Regions from separate parts of the Homo sapiens genome. Here region 1 is linked to region 2. The links are chromatin loops, found by intact Hi-C in ENCODE. Cell type or tissue: GM12878. All regions are shown on one strand. Each heading gives the region's core, and the rest is flanking DNA. Links, peaks and the distances in the headings are about the cores only.

The links. Peaks named below come from ENCODE experiments on the same cell type or tissue, not always from the same donor. Only the 100,000 strongest peaks of a DNase experiment are listed, where the experiment ranks them.
Region 1: a loop joins it to region 2, with 2.2 times the contacts of the local background. A loop is called at or near these places in 11 of 110 quality-filtered maps.

Annotation. Positions count from the first base shown.
Region 1 is chr12:53,786,215-53,797,933 of GRCh38, forward strand. All of the region lies in intron 1 of LOC105378250 (a long non-coding RNA gene), which reads left to right. Among named protein-coding and RNA genes, the nearest start is that of CISTR, 40 kb to the left of the region's middle. In GM12878, for the core only: a CTCF peak has its summit at 5,705 (motif pointing right); no DNase peak of the experiment used is centred there.
Region 2 is chr12:53,979,189-53,990,907 of GRCh38, forward strand. HOXC10 (homeobox C10) reads left to right here and starts at 5,958. Exons shown (of 2, transcript NM_017409.4): 1 at 5,958-6,822; 2 at 9,981-11,091. The coding sequence starts at 6,072. The coding sequence ends at 10,258. HOXC-AS3 (HOXC cluster antisense RNA 3) reads right to left here and starts at 6,331. Exons shown (of 3, transcript NR_047506.1): 1 at 6,288-6,331; 2 at 5,776-5,895; 3 at 4,763-4,966. RefSeq lists enhancers at 1-242, 6,742-7,622 and a silencer at 7,107-7,156. In GM12878, for the core only: a CTCF peak has its summit at 5,809; a DNase peak (open chromatin) is centred at 5,763; H3K4me3 peaks cover 326 bases; H3K27me3 peaks cover 1,961 bases.

The DNA of each region.
Region 1 (11,719 bases), core at 2,227-10,226, 190 kb before region 2:
CCTGCTTTTCGAAGTATGGTCCATGGGCCAAGTATCATGGGCATCACTTGGGATCTTGTTAGAAATACAGAATCTTAGGCCCTAACCCAGACCTAATGAATTGGAATCTGCATTTTTAACACGCTCCCTGAGTGATCTGCATGTTCTTGAAAGTTTGAGAAGCACAGGTCTAGATGATTGGTGAGAGGCATCTGGCATAGAGTGGGCACTATGGAAGGGAATAGATAGGGGCTGAGGAACTTTGGAATTGGGAGCACTAGGGTAGAGGCTCAGGCTGGAGAAACTGAATCTGCGGAGGGGGGAAGAGTGTGGGCCCTGGCTCACCTCCCTGTCTCCAGGCCTCCCACACCAGTCGCCATGCCAGGCTTTGGCACTCGGCCCACTCTGGGAAAATGCCTGCTGTGCCCATGCTGGAGTCTGCCTGGTGCTCAGGGGCTCCCCTTGGGCAAGCGTTGCGTGGGTTAGGACTGCTGCCAATTTTGCTTCCCCTACTTCGTATGGATGGACGGACTGAAAGGGACTGGGAGGTCAGATCAGTCATGCCCCTGCCTGAGTGTTGTACTGTCCCTTAATCAAATGAGTGACAATTTGATGATACTAATGATACTAATTGAGGAGACTAGGGGGGTGGAGGGATTGAAGTAGCAGTTCTTAACTACCTGTAATGGAAATTAGGATATTTTGTTTTCTTCCAAAGGCGTAAAGGAGAGACCAGATGAATGGGTAAAGGGTTATACCCTTGGAGGGGCCAAATTAATGCTTTTTAAAGGATCTTGTGATGATATTTAATGGGCTAATGACGAAATATACAAGACATAGAGTTCCAGAGACCTGAAGTCATCGTCAATGCAAAAAAGTTATCAAGTGCCATTTCAGAACTTTTCTTAAGCTTTTGAAGGGTTTGTGTACTTTACCTCCAATAAGAATAAATAACAAGGAAAGATCAGTATTGAAGCGGCATGGATTGAAATTGAACATAAAACATTTTCTGGAGTTAAAGGGAGGATTGAAGGGGATGGCCAGGTTTTTCTGGCCATGCATGTGGGTGCCTCAGTTTGGTTTGGAATGCCTAGGAGGGCTCCTGCTCTGAAACAGGGAAATGCACAAAATAAACTCTCAAAATCTTTTCTATCCCAAGGATTCTCCATTCAGCTCCATAAATGAAAGGCTACGTGGATGTGTGGTGAATTTAAGATGATGGGCATGGGGATGAGGAATGATAGAAGAAAACAATAATTTCATCAGAGCTTTAAAACCCTTGCTAAAAATTTCAAAATAGGGCTAAGATTTAGGAGAATAAGTTGCATTTTAGGTCTCAAATAACAGTTTTAAGTTTCTATGTTCTTTGTCTCTCCATGTATCTATCTTGTCTTAGGTTTCTAAAACTCTCAAGGAAAAAGAACATCTGTTTTACTTACACATATTCTTTTCTTTCTTTCTTTTTTTTTTTTTTGAGACAGGATCTTGCTTTGTCACTCAGGCTGGAGTGCAGTGGTGCAACCATGGCTTACTGCAGCCTCCATCTCCCGGGTGCAAGTGATCCTCCTGCCTCAGCCTCCCAAGTAGCTGGGATTACAGGTGTGTGCCATCACGGGGCCAATTAAATTTTTTTTTTTTTTTTTTTTTTTTTTTTTTTGTAGAGACAGGGTTTTGCCATGTTGCCCAGGCTGGTCTCAAACTCAAGGTGGGCTCAAGGTGGGCTGGTCTCAAACTTGAGGTGGGCTCAAGGAATCCATCCACTGGGCCTCCCAAAGTGTTGGGATTACAGACATGAGCCACCATGCCCGGCTTACTCATATATATGTATATATATATATATATATATTCTTTTTTTTTTTGAGATGGAGTCTTGCTCTGTCACCCAGGCTGGAGTGCAGTGCCGTGACCTCGGCTCACTGCAACCTCTGCCTCCCAAGTTCCAGTGATTCTCCTGCCTCAGCCTCCTGGGTAGCTGGGATTACAGGCTCCTGCCACCATGTCTGGCTAATTTTTGTATTTTTTTTTTTTTTTTACTAGATATGGGGTTTCACCATGTTGGTCGGGCTGGTCTTGAACTCCTGACCTCAAGCAATCCACCTGCCTCAGCCTCCCAAAGTGCTGGGATTACAGGTGTGAGCCACCACGCTGGGCCCCATGTATATTCTTTATATATCTTAAATGTCTAATACAATGATGGTGATAATAGCTACCATTTGTTGAGTACTGTGCCCTATACATTGTTCTAAGTGCTTTGCATGATTATCTAAGGTAATACAACAGTTCTATGAAGTAAGTATTGTTATCCCCATTTTACAGAAGTTGAAACTAAGGCTCAGAGAGGTTAAGTAATTTGTGCAAGGTAAGTAGTAAAGCTAGCATTTGCATCAAGTTTGAGCAAAACTTGTGCTGCTAACCCCTGAGCTATATTCTGCACAGAGTAGTGGCTCAGTAAGGGATAGATGATCATTGAAACTTAATGGTGTACTTAGAGGTAATCAAAAACAGTAGATAATCCAAACAGTGAATAATAAAGAAACAATTTCTATTTGCTTTTTGGAATATAGAAGAGACACACTTAGTGACACATGCAAGCTTATATTCAGACATTCTCTCATTCACCTTCACTGTGTCCCACCCTGCAGTCAGTAGCTTGGAAAGGGTGAGGGGCTAGGTATAAAATAACTCATTGAAAGTCATGTGTGTATACATGCTTTGTGGACACATGTTTGCATTGGGCTGGAAATAGGCATTAAAGAGTAAGGTATGCTTATCTCCGTAGGTCCATCAACATATTTGTTAGACTTTTTGTGTATGTTGTGTATGTGTGTGTACAAATCCTGAATGAGTTAAACCAGCTATAGGGAACTGGCTGCCTTCCACCCCTGATCTTGGCTGATGTGTTTGTACCAAACCCTGATATTTATTTTTCATCACCTCTCAAGGGAACTTCAATGAGTTTTCTTTCTGGGAAGTTTATGGCTAAGATGCTGGGCTGCTTTGGGGCCCTTATAAATCTGCTATAATCAGAGGAGGTTTGCAGAGAAAGAGAAACAGCAGCCACAAGGCAATCCTCTCCTGTCCTTTACTTTCTAGCCTAACACACAGTCGCCCTTGTATGAGTACCACCCACATCTACCATCACTCTCCTAGAACCCCTTGATAGAAGGTGCTCAGATAATTCGTTTTATTTATTTCTTTGCTTCTAAGTGGGCCTCTATACTTTGTCAGAAAGAGGAGAATTAAAAAATGTACAAATACATCTACAGTTGAGATTATGAGAAACTGGTTATTTAAACAGTGGTTCTGTTTTATTAAAAAAAAACAAAAAGAATGAGAACAAACTTTTGCAGAAGCAAGGATGGTAAGAGGAGTTGAAAGCCCCTGCATGCTTTTGTAGAAAACTTTAAGAAAAGATTGTCTGTGATGCTCCTGGAAGCAAAAAGCTGGATGATCTGAACATTATTAGGAGGCAAACACAACACAGGAATTCCCTTCCTCCATCTTTCAATGCTGGTAGTTGGGAGATTTTTTTATGAGGGATTTTTATGACAAACTTTACTTTATATTTGACATTTAACAGCATCTCCTGTCCAGGGCATGAGGAAATATAGATATTTATTGACATATGGTGTCAGAAGATCGAGGAAAATTGACTCTGGAGAAGGAAGGGGGAGGGGTTTCTCCCTTTCCCTAGGTATGCAAATTACCCAGCTTAATTTGTGTAGCATATGCTTTTCTGTGCTTTGTGCTTTTCTCAGTAATGAGATTAAGAAATCATTTCATTGTTAATAAAGAACTCAGTGGGGGAAGAGGGAAGATGAGAGACATATAGAAGGAAGCACAATGGGCACCCTGTCCTGTTTGAACCTTATATGCATTCCTTAAATAACACTGGATACAATAGACGTGGGGACAAATGGAACCTGAACTGGGATCCAGGTCCTGGTTCTTGTCATCCTTTTTTAAAACCTCAAGCTTCTGCAGTTTTATCTTGAATTTCACTGTTCTTTGCATTTCTAATAATAAATAGCAGTTCCATATCAAATGATCCCCAAAATCAAGAATTCCTTCCCATTAGCTGTCTTTTCCCTGGAATTCCTTCCTCCCAATTTCTGACTGCTGAAATCCTACACAATCATCATGGCTTAGCTTAGATGTTACCCCCTGTCCGAGCCTTCCTGGATAGCCCTACCTGGAAGCAATTTCTTTACTTTCAACTCCTATCCTCCTTTGACTGATTGTCAGCTATAGTTGTGCGTCTTCTGTTTCTCCCTTACTCAACTATAAGCTTTTGGAGCAGAGGGACTGTGTCCTGAATATTTTATATTCTCTACACAATGTTTAACATAGAGCAAACAATTGTTAAATAAATTTAATGAAGCGGCCGGGCGCGGTGGCTCACACCTGTAATCCCAGCACTTTGGGAGGCCGAGGTGGGCAGATCATGAGGTCAGGAGATCGAGACCATCCTGGCTAACACAGTGAAACCCCGACTCTACTAAAAAAAAAAAAATACAAAAAAATTAGTCGGGCATGGTGGTGGGCGCCTGTAGTCCCAGCTTCTCGGGAGGCTGAGGCAGGAGAATGGCGTGAACCCGGGAGGCGGAGCTTGCAGTGAGCAGAGATCACGCCACTGCACTCCAGCCTGGGCAAGAGAGCGAGATTCCATCTCAAAAAACAAAAAACAACAACAAAAAAATAAATTTAATGAGTGGTATACAGTTGTAAGTAAGAGGCCATGGGTAGAGATGTGGAAGTAAGGGCATTATGGATATTTTAAAGACATTAGTGTTGGCAGGGCGTGACGGCTCACGCCTGTAATCCCAGCACTTTGGGAGGCCGAAGCAGGAGGATCATGAGGTCAGGAGATCGAGACCATCCTGGCCAACATGGTGAAAAATCCCGTCTCTAATAAAAATACAAAAATTAGCTGGGCGTGGTGACACGTGCCTGTAATCCCAGCTACTTGGGAGGCTGAGGCAGGAGAATCGCTTGAACCAGGGAGTCGGAGGTTGCAGTGAGCCGAGATTGCGCCACTCCTCTGCCTGGAGGCAGAGCGAGACTCTGTCTCAAAAATAAATAAGTAAATAAATAAAATAAGATATTATTGTTAATACATGATGATCTCACTCCAACTTGAACTCTAATATGTTGTCATAAAAAGGCTATTTACGTGAGTTTATAATAGCATAAAATGTATATGATGGTGTATTTTTTTAAGTGTATATTATTTTTATTTTTAAGTGTATGTTATTTAAGCAATGTAAAAAATTGTTCATAGAAAAATCTGGAAATAAACGTCAAAATGCTAAGAAAGAAGATACTATTGTTATTAAGATCTGGACATGATATATATCATATTATAGGGAAGTTTTTATCCCTCTGGTAGGTTTATTCCCTTATAACTTATTTATTCATCATCCATTCTTTTTTTCATTTAAATATAGAGCTTTTTCTAGTGCGGAACAGTCAATAAGCAAGAAAACAAGCAATTAAATGATTACAGATTATGATAAATACCTGAAGGACATAAACAGGTTCTTGCTATAGAGACTAACAGGGAATCTTCCTTCTTTAGATAAGAAGATTATGAAAGGCCTTTCTTGTCACTGTAATATATTTACCCTACTATAATTATGAGTTAATTCAATGTATAACCTGAATAACAGTAATAATAAAATCAATAATTGAATAAGAATGACAGCCTTCCCACCAGGGGGCGTTGTTCCAACTGAGCCTTAGGTTTGGCTCCTACCTTGGGCCACCCTTGCACCCTCCCTTCTGCCTTGGGAAGAGGCACAGTCAGGGCCCTCCCCTTGCCTCAGGATGGACCCTGCCCCCTCTTCTCTAGCCTAGGAGCCAGCAAGCAAAACAGGTGTTAAGAGCTTTGATCTTGCAGGAGACTTGGAGACAGATCAAGGTAGAGGCCTCTGAAATAATGACTGGGGATGTGAGAAGCTGGGGGAAGAGATGGAGACAGAGGCAGACAAAAGGAGACACAAATTGCTGTCACAGAGACTTCCTTTTAGCCTCCCATCTCAGTCTCAGTAGGTTCTGGGCTCTGTACTTCTTGGGGGAGCAGGTCAGGGCCTTTAGGGTTTTGAGGAGAGGAAGGATGTCCCCTGGGTGACTTTAGAGACCCTCTTGGTCATTCCCGGATCCTGATATAAGGCTAAAGGCAACCAAGGCTTTGAGAAGCATGCGGTCTGCCAATTCCCCAGCAGCCTCAGGTAGTCCTTTCATTGCCAGGGTCTTGCTTTGACCACGTTCCTGCCCCTCTCCTCCTGGTACAAGTTGGTGGCATGAGTTCATGTCTCTTGTAGAGTATTGATCACATGCCCCACCACTGCTTCCTGTTGGGATAACACACTTCGGTTGTTAGCTCAGGAATAATCATTCCCCTTCTCACAAAGGACTTGACCTCCTTGGTCATGCTGAGGAACACCTCAGACTGCTGAGAAGTTCTTACTTCAGTTAATGCAAGTTTCTCTAATTAAAGTTGTAGCCTTCACCTCTCTTCAGCCTTCTCCCACCCCGCTGAGACCAGCCTCTCTGCAAGCAACATCCTGAACAAGGATAGAGATTATACTTTTGCTTCAAGATAAACCGTACCTCTTTGCTCCACTCATGCACTTAGAGGACTCATATTGCTGGCTTTGAAGAGGTACTTAGAAGAGAAAGAACTGCAATTCCTACTAGCTGCTAAGGTTGTGCATAAGACAGACTTCTGATCATCAGAGATGGACACGGACTTTAGAATAGTGGTACCTCCATAGCCTTTGAAGTCAAACAGCTAAATTCTTGTCTTAGCTGGATCACTTACATCACCTAAAGTATGAGGCATGGAAGAGCAGTTGCACAGCTTCTTCCATCTGCACTTGGGCCAGAACCTGAGATTATACACTGAAGTTGGCTTTAGGTCTGGTCAGGAACTTTATGCTGTGGGTGCAAGGTAAATGAGGTGGAAGAGAAAGTAACATTGCTTGAAAGAGGAAAGGAAGAGTGAAACAAGAACATATATGGAGGGAGTGGAATAGTTAAGCTGACTCCTGAACCCACGGATCCCAGATTTAGATAGGGCACAGAGTTAATAATCTCTTAGATTATTATTATCTTACTATCTTAGTTCTTGGCTGGAAGTCCTTTGGAGTCTATCCCTCAGTGGGTGGCCCTGTTATTTGTTCCCTTTTTAAGCAGATGGAACAGGGCTCAGTGCAGGCCAGTGTGGATTCTGGTGCCAGGGTGACATTAGTGCAGGCAAATATGACAGATTTTCCCGAGGAACTATGTTCAAAAACAGTAGGAGAGGAGGAAAGGATGGGAGCTGGAGGAAGAAAGAGGGTTAGATTATCCTCTCTGGGTTCCTTGAATGAGGGGATGAGATAGAAGATGAGACTTTAGTCAAAATCATGGTCTCTATCAACTACTTTGCTCTCATGCTTTATCCTTTTTCAACTACTTTCCAAAAAACCACATTGCTAATAATTTCCCTGATCCTTTACTCCACATCATGTGAGTTTATCTTGTCAAGTTACCCCTGAGCAGACACTCCTATGGCCCACGTCAGTCAGGGGAACATCTTGAAGTCCCAAGTCTCTTCCACAGCAGGCTCTGCAACACCAAGGCAGCATCTGTATTGGGAATTTCTCTCTTAGACCTAAACTCATTTCCCTTTCCTGTGAACAGCTGTCTGCCTATCTCCCCATTAGTCTCTCCTCTTCTTTTTTCCCCCTTCTCACCAGGCCTATTTCTTTCTATAACCACGGAGCAGAGTCAGGGAGACTGTTCTGTACGTTTCATTCACTCTACTCCATTCTTCCCCTGCAACCCCGCTCACCCCTGTCTCCAATCCTCTTAACTCCTTCCATCCACCACCTGGCCAGTCCTTCTTGCTTGCTTGCTTTCTCATTTCCATTCCCTTTCTTCCCTCCCAATTTTCTTCATCTATGATTCTAAGCTTGAGGAGGTGGGAAGATAAGTTATAGGGGCAGTGTGCATGAGGGAGTGGGCTTCGGGCACAGCAGAAGTCACTGTGGTTAGGCATCAGGAAGGACTAGCAGGAAGAACCTGCTAGACATTGACATGGGTGGCCTAAGGGGCAGTTACCTCCTGACTCATCTTTCCTAATAGATGGGGCAGGGGTGAAGGTGATAGAGACTTAAATAAAATGTGGTTAGAATAAAGGGACAGAGAAAGGGAACTCCTTAGTCCTATAGAGCAGCATTTTCTTACCCATTCTTTCTTCTCAATTTCTTAATTCAGAATTTGCTTCGTGGGCTTATAATGTAAGTGGTGATCCTTAAGGAGGTGGTAGGGGGCATGATTATATCCTAGACTCTTGCTCTATCCCAGCCTCAGCATAGGTTACCTTCTCTGGCCACATTATTGCTTAGACATAACCTCAGCCTTTGCCTTCATTTAGTTGATAATAGCTCAATTTTGGAAGTTGGGTGGCTACAGAAACATGGTGACTACAGGTTCTTTGGTGAATGGGATTCCTATTTTTATTTGTTCGTTTATCCTATTATGAGTAGGCCAGAGATAATAATGATGTTGATAATAACAGCAGCAACAACTATTTATTGAGCAGTTATAATACATTAATACTGGGTACATACTCCATCTTATTTAATTCTACAAGGAGTCTGTGAAATAGGCAGCATTATTCCTGTTTTACAGTTAAGGGTCTGATGTTCCTTGCTCATGAAATTATGCCCATTTGACTCTAAAATCTTGCTCCTCACTACCACTGTGCTATATTGTACAACTATCTTTTGGAGATCTTTAGGTAAAAAGAATTCTTCTTATCCTTAGTGCCCCTGTTTGGTTTGAAGCAGCATCTGGAACATCTAAGAGGTATTGACTATCAGCTGTGGAAAACTGGTAGATTTTGAAGGAGATGGTGGAACCGTTTTTCTCAGTAATGATAGGAGGATGGCTGAGAGACCCTTTTGAACACAGACAGAAATGCTTTTTAGCTGTACCTAGAACAATGTGTGGCATATGATAGGAACTGTGGGTTTAGTGAAGAGAATGCCCGTAGTCAATCTGGAAGTAGTGAACCTTATAAGAATCCAGAGTAATCTGTGATCATTACCTAATCTCCTCTACACCGCCTCAGAGGGATGGTGATTCCGGGGTGTCTGGGGTTGTTGGCAGAAGAATGATCATCTGTTTTCTGGATTATTTGTGGCAGAGTTTGAATCCTAGACTAGTTCAACTCAATGACAGTCTCCTTGCCCAAACCAATTCTCCCTGCTCTGTGCTAGCCCTACTATAGAACTTCTAATATTTATTTGAGTTAAATGGAATTAATAAGGCAAGTTTTAAATAAAATATTATGTAGCACTTTCTGGAGTCTCTGCATCAATTGAGGGGACAGTCATGGATAAACCTAATTAATAATCAAATTTTTAAGTAACCAAAATGCCATTTTAGTTTAGAATTGATCCTGAAACAGAACATATATTGTGTTCTTAGAATTCACAAAATTTCAGATGGAGTAGTGGGGCTTCCCTAAGGAGGTTCAAATTGTCTCAGGGAGACAGACACTCTCTGGTCTCCATTTGCTCCCTGTGTCCACCCTCTGAACAGGCTACCACAAGTAACCTGCCTATGCAGACAGGACCTTCCTTTTTGTTAATCAAATTAAATATTGTCATCATTTATTTTTAATGGTGCCATCTGAAAGACAGAAGGGTGCCCATGATGACCAGCTCAGGTCTAGGAATGTGAGATCCTCAGGCACTGGATTCTGCAGCCCTGCATCTCAAGGGCTGAGGAAAAAGCTTTGCAGCTGGTGAAGGTGACAAAATCAAGCTGCTTTATAGACCTGAGAGAACTTAAGTGAGGGAGAATGTGGAAGGGGGGTAGGTTGGAATAAGCAGGCGGCTTGGGATGCTCCTTGGTACTGGCTCCTTGGCAACGGTTACTTAGCAACCCTCATTCACCTCTCGGCTGCCTTCTCCTGCCACCCCCCGCCCCATCTCCCTCCCTTAGCTGCTGCAAGGAGCTAGAGAGCTTGGAGTGAATGACAATTTGGAGAAACAGCCGCAGCCTGAAGATCTAAGAGGCTCTAAAGAAGATGGATAAGAAAATCGATGCATAATAAAAACTGCAGGCAAAGCCACCTTGACGGAGGGCGGGTGGCTCTCTCCTCCCACCCTCGTTAGTCTCTCCAGGCTCAAGTCCTCTACCTTATCCCCGTGTCCTCTCTTTCTTTGCATCTACCTTTTTGTGGTTTAGGGAGGGCTATTTGCCTTTGACATGGAAAGGGAAGCAAGGAACATAGGGCAGAAGAAAACAACGTATATGCGGGATGTATGTAGGGGTGCTGGGGTAAGGCAGGGAAGCTTGCTAAGGCAGGGATTATAAGAGAGATGCTTTGAATGCAAAGGGGTTTAAACTGCACCATAAAGTAATGCCCTTATTCAAAAGGAAAGCCTCAATAATGGAGGTGGGAAGGCACATGTGTGAAGTTACCCTCTTGCTTACCCTCTGTAAGATATTAAAGAAAAAGGTATAAGCAACCTTTCTGGAAGGGCTGGGCTGGAGTATGGCCTGGATAAATGAGTTACTGTATATATAAGTACCTATGACAGGCACCTAGTAGGGATACTATAAATATCACTTTCTTTTCTTTCTCAGAAGCTAAGGCTAGAGGAAAAGACATTTTGGAGGTACCATGTTGGCCTGAGAAGCTGTGGACCAATTCTGTGACTATCACTGGTTCTGGCTCTTCAGAGATTTCCATTCACAGGGTCAGGAAGTCCTTTATGATATTAAATTTCATCCCATTTTGTTGAAGTTAGACATTTGATCTATTAATCAACCCTTTATTCCTTAGTGTTTCATGAGCACCAGCTAGCTACCAGACACTGTGAAATAGGTGCTAGGAGCCCCATGTCTATTTGTGATACAGAGTTTCAGTATTATGCATGGCGGGTGGAATAGAGATTCAGTAGGGAGTGGGAGTCTCACATGAGATTGTACATATGAGTGTGCTTTGAGAATTGTAAAGGATGATATCGTTGTAAGTGGTATTGATGAGGGGATTGATTTCAGGGTTTGAAGTTCTGCCCTCTAGTAGGGAGTAGAAGGGATTTGGGGCTGGGGGTGGGGTAGAACTCATTCCAACCAGTCCAGTCCTGTTGGGAACATGCTCTGTTCCAGGGAACGCTAGGGCCTAGGACCACAGTGCTGAGTGGTGAAGGACTGGGACTGAAGAAAAATCCTGCTGCTGCCTGGCCCAGGCATATCTGCCATGCTCCCCTTCTGCTTGTTTACTTTCTACTTTCTTTCAAAGAGGGTGAGGCTCTTAGTAAGTCATCTATTTCCTGTCATTCAAGGCATTCAAAAAGTTCCTTCTTTTCAAGGATGCTTTCCTGGACTAGAGGAGAGCTGGTGACTTCCTTGGTCTCACTGTGCCTGGACGTGGAACGCCCCCCCATTTCCTACCCCTCTCCCACCTCAATTTTAAAATTCCGTCCTCCTCTCTCAATTTGCACACGTCTTGGTCCTTATTCTCAATTACATTGACTTCTGTGGGGTATTATAATTTCATATTTCAGCCTATTATCTTTTGATTTTTTCTTTTTTTTGGATTCATTTGTCCTTTATTTATTATATCATTGTGACTATTTTATGAGGCCTTAAAGTGCAAAAGACTATCTATGTAATTTCTCTGTATAACACCCAGCCCAGAAGTATGTGCATATGAACAATGAAGAAAAACTTAATG
Region 2 (11,719 bases), core at 1,104-9,103:
GAGCCCGCCAGAACCAGTGCACGCGACTGCACTCTTTATTATTCATATAAACCTTTGGAAAAGGCAACGCCCAGGAAGTTTTTATAACTTTGTTTGGCATAAAAATTTTACAAGATTCCCCATCCCTTAAAAAAAAAAAAGTAAGTTTTGGTCTTGCCATAGGATGAAATCACAGGTCTTTGAAAGGCAGGGGAGAGAGGGGCTCTGAGGGGTGGCAGTGCAGGGAAGGGAGTGTATGGAGCTGCCTTTCTCTGTCTAAGGCAAAAAGGCTTGAAGATCTGAGTCAATCCTTCCTAAAGCCCATCTTGGACTCAGCTTTGGAGCCTCTTTGGACAGAGTCCTGTCCACTCTGCTCTTGCACCTTTACAAACTCTAAAAGTTTGGACAATATCAGCATGACAAGACCTTCCCCCATCACACCCTCTTGTTCTCCTGTAGGCACTACTCTCTCTCTCTCCCTCTCTCTCCACACACACACACACACACACACACACACACACACACACACACACATCTCTCTGCACCGCACCCCTCCAACCCACTGCACAAAGCAAAGACCCATAACCTTGACTCAGACTGCTGATTTGGGAGGGTCTCTGCACACATAGCCCTGCCTTCCTGCCTGCCGCCTGTGAAGTCGACAATGGGTTTGAAGAAAGAATCCAAAATACCAGGAAACTCCTGCCCAGAGGTTGCAGTGGTTGCAGGACCAAAGGAGACAGAGGGCCCAGCAGGGCTGCAGTCCAGGAGCAGAGAACAAAGGCGGCCATGTGGGAGATGGCCTTGCCCACGGATGACCCCTGGACCTGCCCCTCAACCTGGGACTGACAAAATCCCACTCGCTCATTTCCCCTGACTCCAGCCTTGGGAGCACCAACTGGGCTCAACTTTGGGCCATTTTAATGTTTCAGCTCCGGAGGTCAGGACAAAGATGGGACAGACTTCTCCAAAGGTAGGCCTGGTAGACAAGCCTCCTTTGGGGTGATGGAAGTGAAAATACATGACCCCTGAATCCTAGCACTTCAAGAAGCCATCAGCACTAGTGTGGATGTGCCCCAGAATCCTATTTTTCCTCCCTCTAATGGCGACTGCTGGGGCCTGGCTGCTGATGACTGGCAGCCCTACACTTCGCCTTGTGAGGAGGAGCTGAGCTAAGGCTGTAGGCGGGAGAAGGTCAACTCCAAGCCTTAGCAGCTGGGCTAGGGAGGCATGCGACTGAGCCTGGTGCTGTCCCCCTCACTAAGCCCAGCACACCAGAGAAAAATAAGAAAGGCTAGGAAAGAAAGTCAGGGGGAAGGAAATAATTGGAGAGAGAAAAGAGCAAAGAATTAATTGTATAATAAAGAAAGAAGGAAACAAGGAAATGGGAGAAATAAGGAAGACAAGAAAGAGAAAGGATTGGAAAAAGTAGGAAAAAATAAATTACAGGAAGAAAAAAGAAAAAGAAAAACAGAAAGAAGCAAATAAAGAGAAAAGAGAAGGATGAAACAAGAAGGAAAGAAAGAAGAGAAGAAAAAAAAAGAAAAATAAGAAAGGAAAGGAAGGCAAACAGAGATCTTTGAAAAGGAACTTAACCGGTAAGAAAGGTTCGGTGTTTTTCTCCGGAGCAAGCCAGCCTAACCACAGCCCCGACTCTAGCTAGAAACCTGACTTACTGGGGGCAACTTAGAAGCAAACCACTAAAGTGGGGGGCAGGGCCTGCCCCTAAGACATCCTCCCACCCTCCTCCCAAAGCTTCTCTCCGAGGTGTCTTCGGTCTGGTTTCAATTCAGGGGACAAAATTAAATAACTGGCCAGCTTCGGCAGGGCCAGGAAGCAGTCAGACTGGCGCGGGTTATTAGAATTCGGGATTCGGAGATCTTAGACAGCACTTTGGGTAAAAGTGAATATCTGTGGCTGTGTACACATATTTAAGTGCAAGTTAGACACGTGTATAGATGCTGAACTCCGTAGCATCTGTGTGCAAGTGTGTGCAATGTCAAGACGTGAGAGATTCTGCTGGCCGAGCTGCCTGGGGGGCTGTGAGGTCCACAGTAGACCAGAGGCCCTGCTAAGTGTCCTCAGCCTCCTACCTCCCTCTAGTACCTGTTTGAAAATCTTTTTCTTTTCTGGGTCTCTGGGCATTCCGAATTTTGCCTGGAATTTCCCTGCTCCCAATTCAGCTGGGGCAGAGCCTGGTGCTAGTGAAGAAGAAAAGCGAATCTTTTCTTCAAGTTTTGGGAAGGGAAGGATTTATCTCGGCCTCCAAAGCAAGAGGAAAAAACCTGCAATCTCTGGTGTGATTCTGTTTCCTCTTTGCTTAAAAAGATTTCAATACACACACTTTATTTTTATTTTATTATTTAACCCAAAAGGGAAAGACATTCTTCCTTTTTCACTTCATCTTCAGAATTTCCCAGTTGACTTTCTTAACCTGTTGGGGAAACTCCAATTTTTTGCTGGAGAAACCAGGGTGCTTCTGGGGTGTGTTGAGGGCTACAGCCAAGAAAGCAACAAAGGTCCTTTTTTGTTCATTGAGCATATTTTCCTTCTTCTGCTTTCACGTGGGGACCCCTAGCGCCCCAGCCCTTGGGCTGCCCTGTGGAACCCGCTGGATCCTCCCAGAGTATTCACAGAGCTCCTGAACCCTCCTCCTCTGCATTGCTCACAGCCCCACAGACAGAAGGAGGCCCAGCCCCGTCCTTGTTGCCTTTCCAGGATCTGGGTACCCGGGAAGGGAGAAAGGGGCCAGGGCATTGGCCCTGGGTGGGATTTGTCAGGTCGTATGCACAGCTTGAGCCCCACTGTGGCTTGCAGCCCCTGGATTTTCATGTTCCCAAGTTGAGGTAAGAGGGGGGAGCCCCAGACGTAGGCATAGGCATAGGTGTCTCAGCGCCCTCGGAAAGTTGGGGAAATGGATTAATAAAAGTCCATATGTGGGTGATTCTAGCAACACAGGCCTCCCCTGGATCCTAATCCAGTTGCCAAGGGCACAGGCTGAAGGATCTTGGCCCTGTGGGGCAGGGCGGTGGGTGCCTGGCAGTGGCGGCAGGCGGGGTCGCTGTGGCGGCCCGCATGCCTTTGAACGCCAGGCCCGGACAATAGGACCGAAACAGCCTTTGCTCGTGGCCTCGGGAAAGACCGAGCCCAAGGGGGCAGGGCTGGGACCCAGGCCCGCACAAATGCTCCCTTCGCCAGGATAAAACACTCACTTTTTCCTTCCTTTTACCTCCACTGAAGCAGAATCTCAAAGTCTGTGAAAACCCAACAAGTTATTCAGGTCTGCGTCCGAGCGGGCTCTAGTTTAGCAGCACCGGGTTTTCGTTTATCTTGCGTAATTAGAGGCAAACATTTGTCCCACCGGGGGTCCCACTTAGGCTGATGAATTTGATTTCTTTTTTCATTAATCGGCCGTGTTTATCATACTTCTAATTATTTCAACTTTAAACACTATTCTGTCTTGTGAGGAGGTGGGAGTCGAGGCGGGAGGCTCCTCCCTGGAGTATTATTTTCATTAATGATGGCGATAATTCCGAAGCGACTCTGTCCTCTCCCTTGGCTAAGGTGAGAGGTGGGCTTGGAAAGAGGTTGGGTGGTGGGACCCCTGAGGCCGATGGGTCTGCTCCCTGTCTGCTGGTTCCCCAGGCTACGCCTTGGGGCTTGTCTGAAGTTTATCTCCTTCACCCTTTCCTGCCGACTCCTTCACCCCCTCCCAGGCTGGGCTCAAACCCTTTGCGGCTCTTCCCTGGAAACCTTTCTCTGATCCCAGCCTGTCCTGGCTGGCCTGGGCAGAGGCTCGGGTAGCACTGTCCTGGCCCCCAGCTACTAACACCCAGAGAAAAAAAAAAAGAAAAGGCTGAGGTGGCCAAGGGCCACTTGGCCGTGGGGAAAAGGACCCACCAGACTCCAAAGTGGGGGGTAAGGGTAGGGAACTGGGACGCTAAATTCCTGGGAAAAGCACACCAGGCAGGAAAATAAAGGAGACGTGAAAGAGGGGGGAGGGAACCCCCAAAGCCATATAATTCTCAATTGCTTTGGTATTTAATTTCATCGTCCCATAAATGAGGAAATATCAGTTCCCATACTAAATTTTTATCCCTGGCTGATAAATATGACGGGAAATTTTCGTTGGGTCCTCGTAAAAGGGAACGGTTTCGATCAAACTGGTGGGGAAAGACTAATGCAGATAATACAAACAGAGTGGCCATAAAGTCTCGCCCGTTTCCCGCGGGATGGGCGGTGGGACAAATGGCTCCCTGGATTGACTGCTGCCCGGACTGTCCCAAGTCTGGGGCCTAAACAGCCTAACCTTGCCCTGGATAACCCCCATGCTGAGGCCACGGTGACCCTGCATATGAAAACACAAAACCATTTCAAATCTCCCCTGGCCGGTCCTGCAAGCAAATCATACACTCCACATTTCCTTCCAGTTTTCCGGAGGTTCAGGAACCCCTGCGTCTTCTCTCTCCACCCCTGGATGGGGAAATTCGGCGGATTTCTTTCTGCGGTCTTCTAGCCGCAGCGGGCTTGGGCCTCCTTAGAAACGGTCTAGCCTCCTCACTCCTCCACTCCAGGGCGCTGGGCTCCAGTCCTTTCCCCGCCAAACTCCAGCCCTTCGGAAAGTCTGAACCCTAGGCTCTGTCCAAGGAAAAATGTGGGGCGACAGGAAAGACAAGTTGTTCTCCAGATTCCGTTTCCTGAGGAAGGGGTGGAGAGTTTAGTTCGCTTTGGAAGAAGGCGATGGAGAAACGGAAATAACTGTTTGAAACATACGGTTCCCCTTATTTCTTCCTTTTATTTAAAAACAACCACAAAAATAGACTGGTCTGTCTTCTTTCAAACATGCTCCCAGCCCGTGCGCTCTGTAAAGGACGCTTCTCTGGGTCGGGTTTTGTTGCGTCTTGTGTGCTGGTTTCCCGTGTGATACGTGACTCCTCCAAACTGACCGAGGCTCCGCAGGTTCCCTCTTTCTTTCCCGGAATATTCCCTGTTTTAGCGGGGGCAAGGTCAAGCGGAAAGCGAGGACCGCCAGGGCCTGAAGTAAAGCAGCAGAACCGGCTCCAAGGCCAAAGCCTTGTGGGCCCCTGAGATGGTGACCCAGGAGCCGCCCACCCTGCCAGGCCCAGGCCACAGCTCTCGGGTCGGGGATCGGGTGCCTCTGGTCTCTGGCTTCCTCTTTCCCCTACCCCGCGTCCATTCGGAACCTCCTTTTCCGAGCAGCCATGAAGTGACCGTGACCCCCTCCCTGGCCCACCCTAGAGGCTGGAGATTCCCAGTCAACCCCCACAGGAAACTTGCAACTCCAGCGCCGCGGCCCCCAAGCTTCCAGCCCCGAGGGCCAAGCCCGGGGAAAAGAGGAGGCGGGAGAGCAGAAACTTTAGTCCTGTTTGGTATTCCTTAACTTTTTTTCCCCTTTCTCTGCTCATCAGATCCCCCCAAACCCCCCCCCCCACAAACCTCACCCCACTCCCATCCCCAAGGTAAGAAGTGGGAGTCGGGTCCGGGGATATGGAAAGGGGAGATGAAGAGTGGGGAGAAGTACCTGATTCGTGTCTCGACCTTTTAATTTGAATTTGACTGTTTTGAGCCCCGGGTTGCCTCGCTCTCTCCCTCTCTCCCGCATTTCCCCCCTCTCCGCCCCCTTCTCCCCAGGAGTTACAGGCTGGTTACTGGATAAACAAACCCCACTCTTCCTAGAACCCCCACCCCCACCCCCACCCCCCTCCACCCCTCTACCTCCCCTGCCGCCCGGGGGGCGCTTCCTTTGTTCGCGGGGAAGGGCTCCGGTGCCCCTACCCCGAGGCAGCTGCTAGATGGCGCTGTTACTCCACTCTGCGCGCTCCGCCTGCCGACAACTTGACCCCGCTGACGTCACGGCCGTCTGAATCATCAAGGCCATTTTCAAATCCCATTGGTCTAGCCGTCACATGGTGAGAACCGAATGCGCGGATAATTACGGAGCTGATATTTCCCCCCCTCCCCTTCTTTTTCCTCCCTCCCCTCCAACCGCGCCCCCCCTCCCGGATGGGGAAAAAAAAAGATGTCAGCTCCTCCGCTGTAGTATTGCTCCTTAAAAACCCCTCTCTCTGAAAATGACATGCCCTCGCAATGTAACTCCGAACTCGTACGCGGAGCCCTTGGCTGCGCCCGGCGGAGGAGAGCGCTATAGCCGGAGCGCAGGCATGTATATGCAGTCTGGGAGTGACTTCAATTGCGGGGTGATGAGGGGCTGCGGGCTCGCGCCCTCGCTCTCCAAGAGGGACGAGGGCAGCAGCCCCAGCCTCGCCCTCAACACCTATCCGTCCTACCTCTCGCAGCTGGACTCCTGGGGCGACCCCAAAGCCGCCTATCGCCTGGAACAACCTGTTGGCAGGCCGCTGTCCTCCTGCTCCTACCCACCTAGTGTCAAGGAGGAGAATGTCTGCTGCATGTACAGCGCAGAGAAGCGGGCGAAAAGTGGCCCCGAGGCAGCTCTCTACTCCCACCCCTTGCCGGAGTCCTGCCTTGGGGAGCACGAGGTACCCGTGCCCAGCTACTACCGCGCCAGCCCGAGCTACTCCGCGCTGGACAAGACGCCCCACTGTTCTGGGGCCAACGACTTCGAAGCCCCTTTCGAGCAGCGGGCCAGTCTCAACCCGCGCGCCGAACATCTGGAATCGCCTCAGCTGGGGGGCAAAGTGAGTTTCCCTGAGACCCCCAAGTCCGACAGCCAGACCCCCAGCCCCAATGAAATCAAGACGGAGCAGAGCCTGGCGGGCCCTAAAGGGAGCCCCTCGGAGAGCGAAAAGGAGAGGGCCAAAGCTGCCGACTCCAGCCCAGACACCTCGGATAACGAAGCGAAAGGTAAGGCCGCCTGGGCCGCGGGCGCCACTGGGACGTTCCGGCACTTGGTCTTCGCGGCCGGGGAGGGGGGCAGGGGAGAGGGTTGGGCCCAGGAGGCCCCAGACCATTTCGGGAATGCGACCCTGGCTTTCGACTAGCGTCCGCTGAGCTCCAGGCTGGTGGCGCGTCACTTAGCTGGGGAAGGTAAGCGGCGACGTGGAGGTGTCGGCCCTGCCCCGGCCATGGGTGCTAAGGCGGGGGCGGTGCGCACCGCGGGCCGCCTGCAGGCGCAGTGTGCTGCACCGGACGGGTGGCTGCTCCCAGGCGCGTGCTGGCTGTGGTTTGCTTTCTCAATGCTGGTGTCCTGGGGAGCTGACGTCCCCCAGCTCAGGTCAGGGGCTTGCAAAAAGCCTAAAATGGCGATCTTGGGCCAGGGACTAGGGAAGGCTGGGGAGATGGGGGGAGTTCTCTTTACTGCGTTTTCCCAGTTGAAAATTGTTTCCTGCGAAACGCGATTTGTTGTTTGTGGGTCTGATTTGTGCGTGCGGCTTGGGCTCCTGCGGCTTTTGGCTCGGCCGGGGGCCTTGGGCAGCGAGGCTGGAGCCGGAAGAGGTGGAGGTGAAGGGCTGCCCGCCACGTCCCTCCCTCCTCCAGATGCCTGGCTTGGATGGCGTTGGAACAGGGCATTTGGAATGTTGTAAGTTTTCTGTTTCCTCTTTTAATTTTTTCTTTTCCATTTTTTTCTAGTTAAATTATCTTTTTTCATTGGTTTCCAAAAGCAGCTTACAAATGAGTGGTTGGGAAATTTCTGTGTGCGTGGCAAGAGGTTTTCTCCTGAAAGGGAATGTGGCTTTGGTTGGATTTCACTGTAATTTTGGTTGAGAGAAAGCCCAGCCAGAGTTCAAGCTCAGGGTTCAAGATTCATTTCTGCTGTAGGAGCTGGGGGCCTTCGGGATCTTTCTCTGATACTTGGGGAAAGAATGTGGAGGAAACGGGAGCAGGGGAGGAAAAGCTGAGGGGAACGACTTTTCCTGAAAAGTTGTAGCAAGAGCCTCAGAAAAAGGCCCAACCAACGGGGAAGAATAAACCTGCTCCCCACAACACCGGCTACTGGTGACAGTATATAAGGGGCTCATTGGGTGTAGAGGAAGATGAAATACTGAGAGCGGAGCAGGCTGGGGGCGGCCTGGATCTCCTGGTGCTTTGTATATGGATGCGACGCACACGCATGCCTACGGGCGACCTGTGCCACACTCACGCACATCCATATTGCATGATCCTTGCACACTCACGCATGCCCGCTCACACATGCACAGGCACTCTTTTGGCGGGCAAGGGCAGAGCCTCATCCCCTTGGGTCTGCAAAGGTGGTCTTGGTAAATCATCCCCATAGAGACACTGACTGGAAGATGAGCGCTGGTGTGTTCATGAGGATAAGGGGGAGAGTGAGGCGCCTACAGCCTCAAAGCCTTTCGTTTGGCACGTGTGCAGTGTGAAGGTTTAATCTTATACCCTCTCTACAGACCCTGAGCTTGGTTAGGGAGCAGATTTGGGGCAGGAAAACCTGCATTCTAGCCCCCACCAAAAGCAAAGTCAAGGTTAACAAGTTCACCTCTTAACTCGACCTGCACCCATTCCCATAGGCTCTCCCTTTCCTCTAGCTGTCCCCACAGCAACCTAATCCCTCCCACCCCAAGGAATCCCTCTTACCCTGTACCCTCTCTGTGCCCTTCTTTCCTCTCCTCCTGTTTTGATGTCTCCACCAGGCCAGAGGCAAGAGAGCTTTTGATTAAACTTCCCCATTTATAATTTGTCTTGTCCCCCCACCCCACCAAACCTAACAACTCCAGTAAGAAAATAAACAGGACGTAGTTAGATGTGGAGAGCTTGTAAACAATCTGGCAAGAAGCTGCAGGTGCAGAGACAGGAGAGAAAATTCGGGACATTCAGATTTTTTTAGACTGCAACCTCAAGTTTGCCTTTTTTGTGTGTTTTCTGGTTCCTCTTAGGCCCCCGCCTCACCCCGCCCCCAACAAGATAAGATCCAGGAACCTGGCAGCCTCATTGGAATAGGGAGGAGAGAGAGCTCAGAGCCATCAGCAGAGTCCTTTGCTGGGTGTCCTCTCAGGTCTTTGGACTCTGTTTTTTGCCCTTAAAAAGATGGCCAGGTTCCCTTCTGCTACTTGAGAAGCAAGGCTGGTCCATTTCAGCAAGAATGTGTGTCAGGGATAGAGGCTGTCAATAAGCTCATGGGAAATACACAGTATTCTATAGTATCTCCTTACAAAAAAAGACTCATGTACATATCTATGTGTGTGTACTTATGTGTATAGGTGTGTGTATCTCTGCAGGTATACATGTGTACTTGCAGGCATACACATCTACGTATGCACAGACTGGGCAGGGGGTTTCTAGGAGGCTGCATTTCCTCAGGATATGTCTCTCCCTTGACCTTAGGTCCTTTGGCCAGGAAAGTTGTTTGAGGACCCCTTAGGTTGCCCCAGCTCTGTTGCCCCTGACCTCTGCTGCTCTTACAAGCTCCCCTCAGCTGCACATACCTGGGAGAAATGATTAAGAGAGGAAGAGATGGCAATGGGAGACCTAAGGGAGCAGAGTCACTCTGTGGCAGCTCAGGTTGGGGTAAGAGCTGGGGGCCCAGGACAGGGACCACTGCAGTGGCCTCTGGCCACAGATCCTGGAACAAAGTCCCTCCACTGAGTTGAAACAGGTCAAAGCTCTCTGGGAATTTCTCTGGTCTGTGGGTGGACTCTGCTCTGGTCTGGGGCCTGGAAAATGCTTTTCCATCTGGTTGGATTTTTCCAGAGCTGGAATGGAACAGAGAGAAGGGGGGATCTGGCAAGGTTTAGGGAATCTGCCAGGGTCAGCCAGCTGGGGGAAAGCCAGGGTACTCAGGATCTTTTAGATTAAGGTGGACTTGGGTAATTTAAATTTAATAAATGCTTGGAGGCAAGAACTTCCTCCCTTTATCTCCCTAAGTCTAAACCCCAAAGAAATTGTAAGAACCTTGAGCCTAAGAGGAGCCCACCGCCAGGCCCCTGGGGCAAGAGCAGCTCCCCTGTGCTCCCTCAGCCACCCCACAGCAGGCTGGCAAAGGCTGCAGCGCTGAGAGGGTTTTCGACTTCGAGGGATACTTATGTAAATAATGTTATTTTTAACAGAGGAGATAAAGGCAGAAAACACCACAGGAAATTGGCTGACAGCAAAGAGCGGAAGGAAGAAGAGGTGCCCCTATACTAAACACCAGACGCTGGAATTGGAGAAAGAATTTCTGTTCAATATGTATTTGACGCGAGAGCGCCGCCTGGAGATTAGCAAGACCATTAACCTTACAGACAGACAAGTCAAAATCTGGTTTCAAAATCGCAGAATGAAACTCAAGAAAATGAACCGAGAGAATCGGATCCGGGAACTGACCTCCAATTTTAATTTCACCTGAGAGCGCGGCCTCTCCTCCTCCCTTCCCGCTCCTTCCTCTCCCCGCCCCTCCTCCCTTTGTGCCTGGTGATATATTTTTTTTTCCTCCCTGAGTATAAATGCAATGCGACTGCAAAAAAGGCAAAGACCTCAGACTCTCCTTCCAAGGGACCTGTGGTTCGTGCTGCGAAGATGCTTCCACTTAAAGCATGAGAAATGGGGTGCCGGGATGTGGGGTGTGGTGTGTGCCCTCATAGATGGGGGTGGGAGTGTGGCTGGTGTGTGTGTCAAGCCCTCACTCACCCACGCACTCACACACAGCATTCTGTTCTCCATGCAAAGTTAAGATCGAATCCATCCGCTTGTAGGGGAAAAAAAGGAAAAAAATTAACCAGAGAGGGTCTGTAATCTCGCAGAGCACAGGCAGAATCGTTCCTTCCTTGCTGCATTTCCTCCTTAGACTAATAGACGTTTTGGAAAGTTCGGCTAGTGTTCGTGTGTTTGTCGTAGCACCCAGAGCCTCCACCAAACCCTCTCCATGTCTTTACCTCCCAGTCGCTCTAAGAATCTGCTTGAAGTCTCGTATTTGTACTGCTTTCTGCTTTTCTCCCACCCCTCCTAGCACCCCCACATCCCCCATCTAGTAACATCTCAGAAATTTCATCCAGAGGAACAAAAAAATTAAAAATAGAACATAGCAAAGCAAAGACAGAATGCCCCCCCCCCCAAATATTGTCCTGTCCCTGTCTGGGAGTTGTGTTATTTAAAGATATTCTGTATGTTGTATCTTTTGCATGTAGCTTCCTTAATGGAGAAAAAAAAACCTAATAAATTTCCAGAATCATAATCCTCAAATGGATGGTTTTTTGTTTTTAGTGATTTTTAGCAACACCCCTCCCCCGAAGAGGCTGAGTGTGTGGATGTGTGTGTTTTGTGTTTGACTCATCTCCTAGAGCCTTTCTAGAACGTCTCTTGGCGGGTTTAATGTAAGTGAGAGACCATAACGTTGATTTAAATATTATCCAGGTGACCACAATAAGTCAAGGTCATAAAACAGTAATGTCAGGACGGTCTTGGTGCGCGCGAGAGGTGGATTTTATGATCTGCAAATATAATGTGGTGCTGCAGTAAAAGATGCATTTAAAGGTGACTGGAGGAGGGAAAGAGGCAGAGAGCAAGCTGCAATCTTGAGGAGCAGACGGATCTGATTGCCTGGGGTGCTGGGCTGGGCGCACCCCACTGCTGCTGGGGGTCACCCCAAGAGCCCCCCACCCATCCAAGGAAAGGAATAAACTTAACCGCTGGAGGGGCATGAGGAGCTCAGCCCCCCCAACCTCGACAGCAGCTAACAGAAACGCCAGGAGCAGCAGGAGGAGGAGGCAGCGACAAGGTAAGAGAAGCGGTTTCTTGTTCTTCTCTTGGCGGCGGAGTGGGGATGAGCGGTGTCCCCAGGTGTCCGGCGTGCAGCGGACAGAGCCTGGAG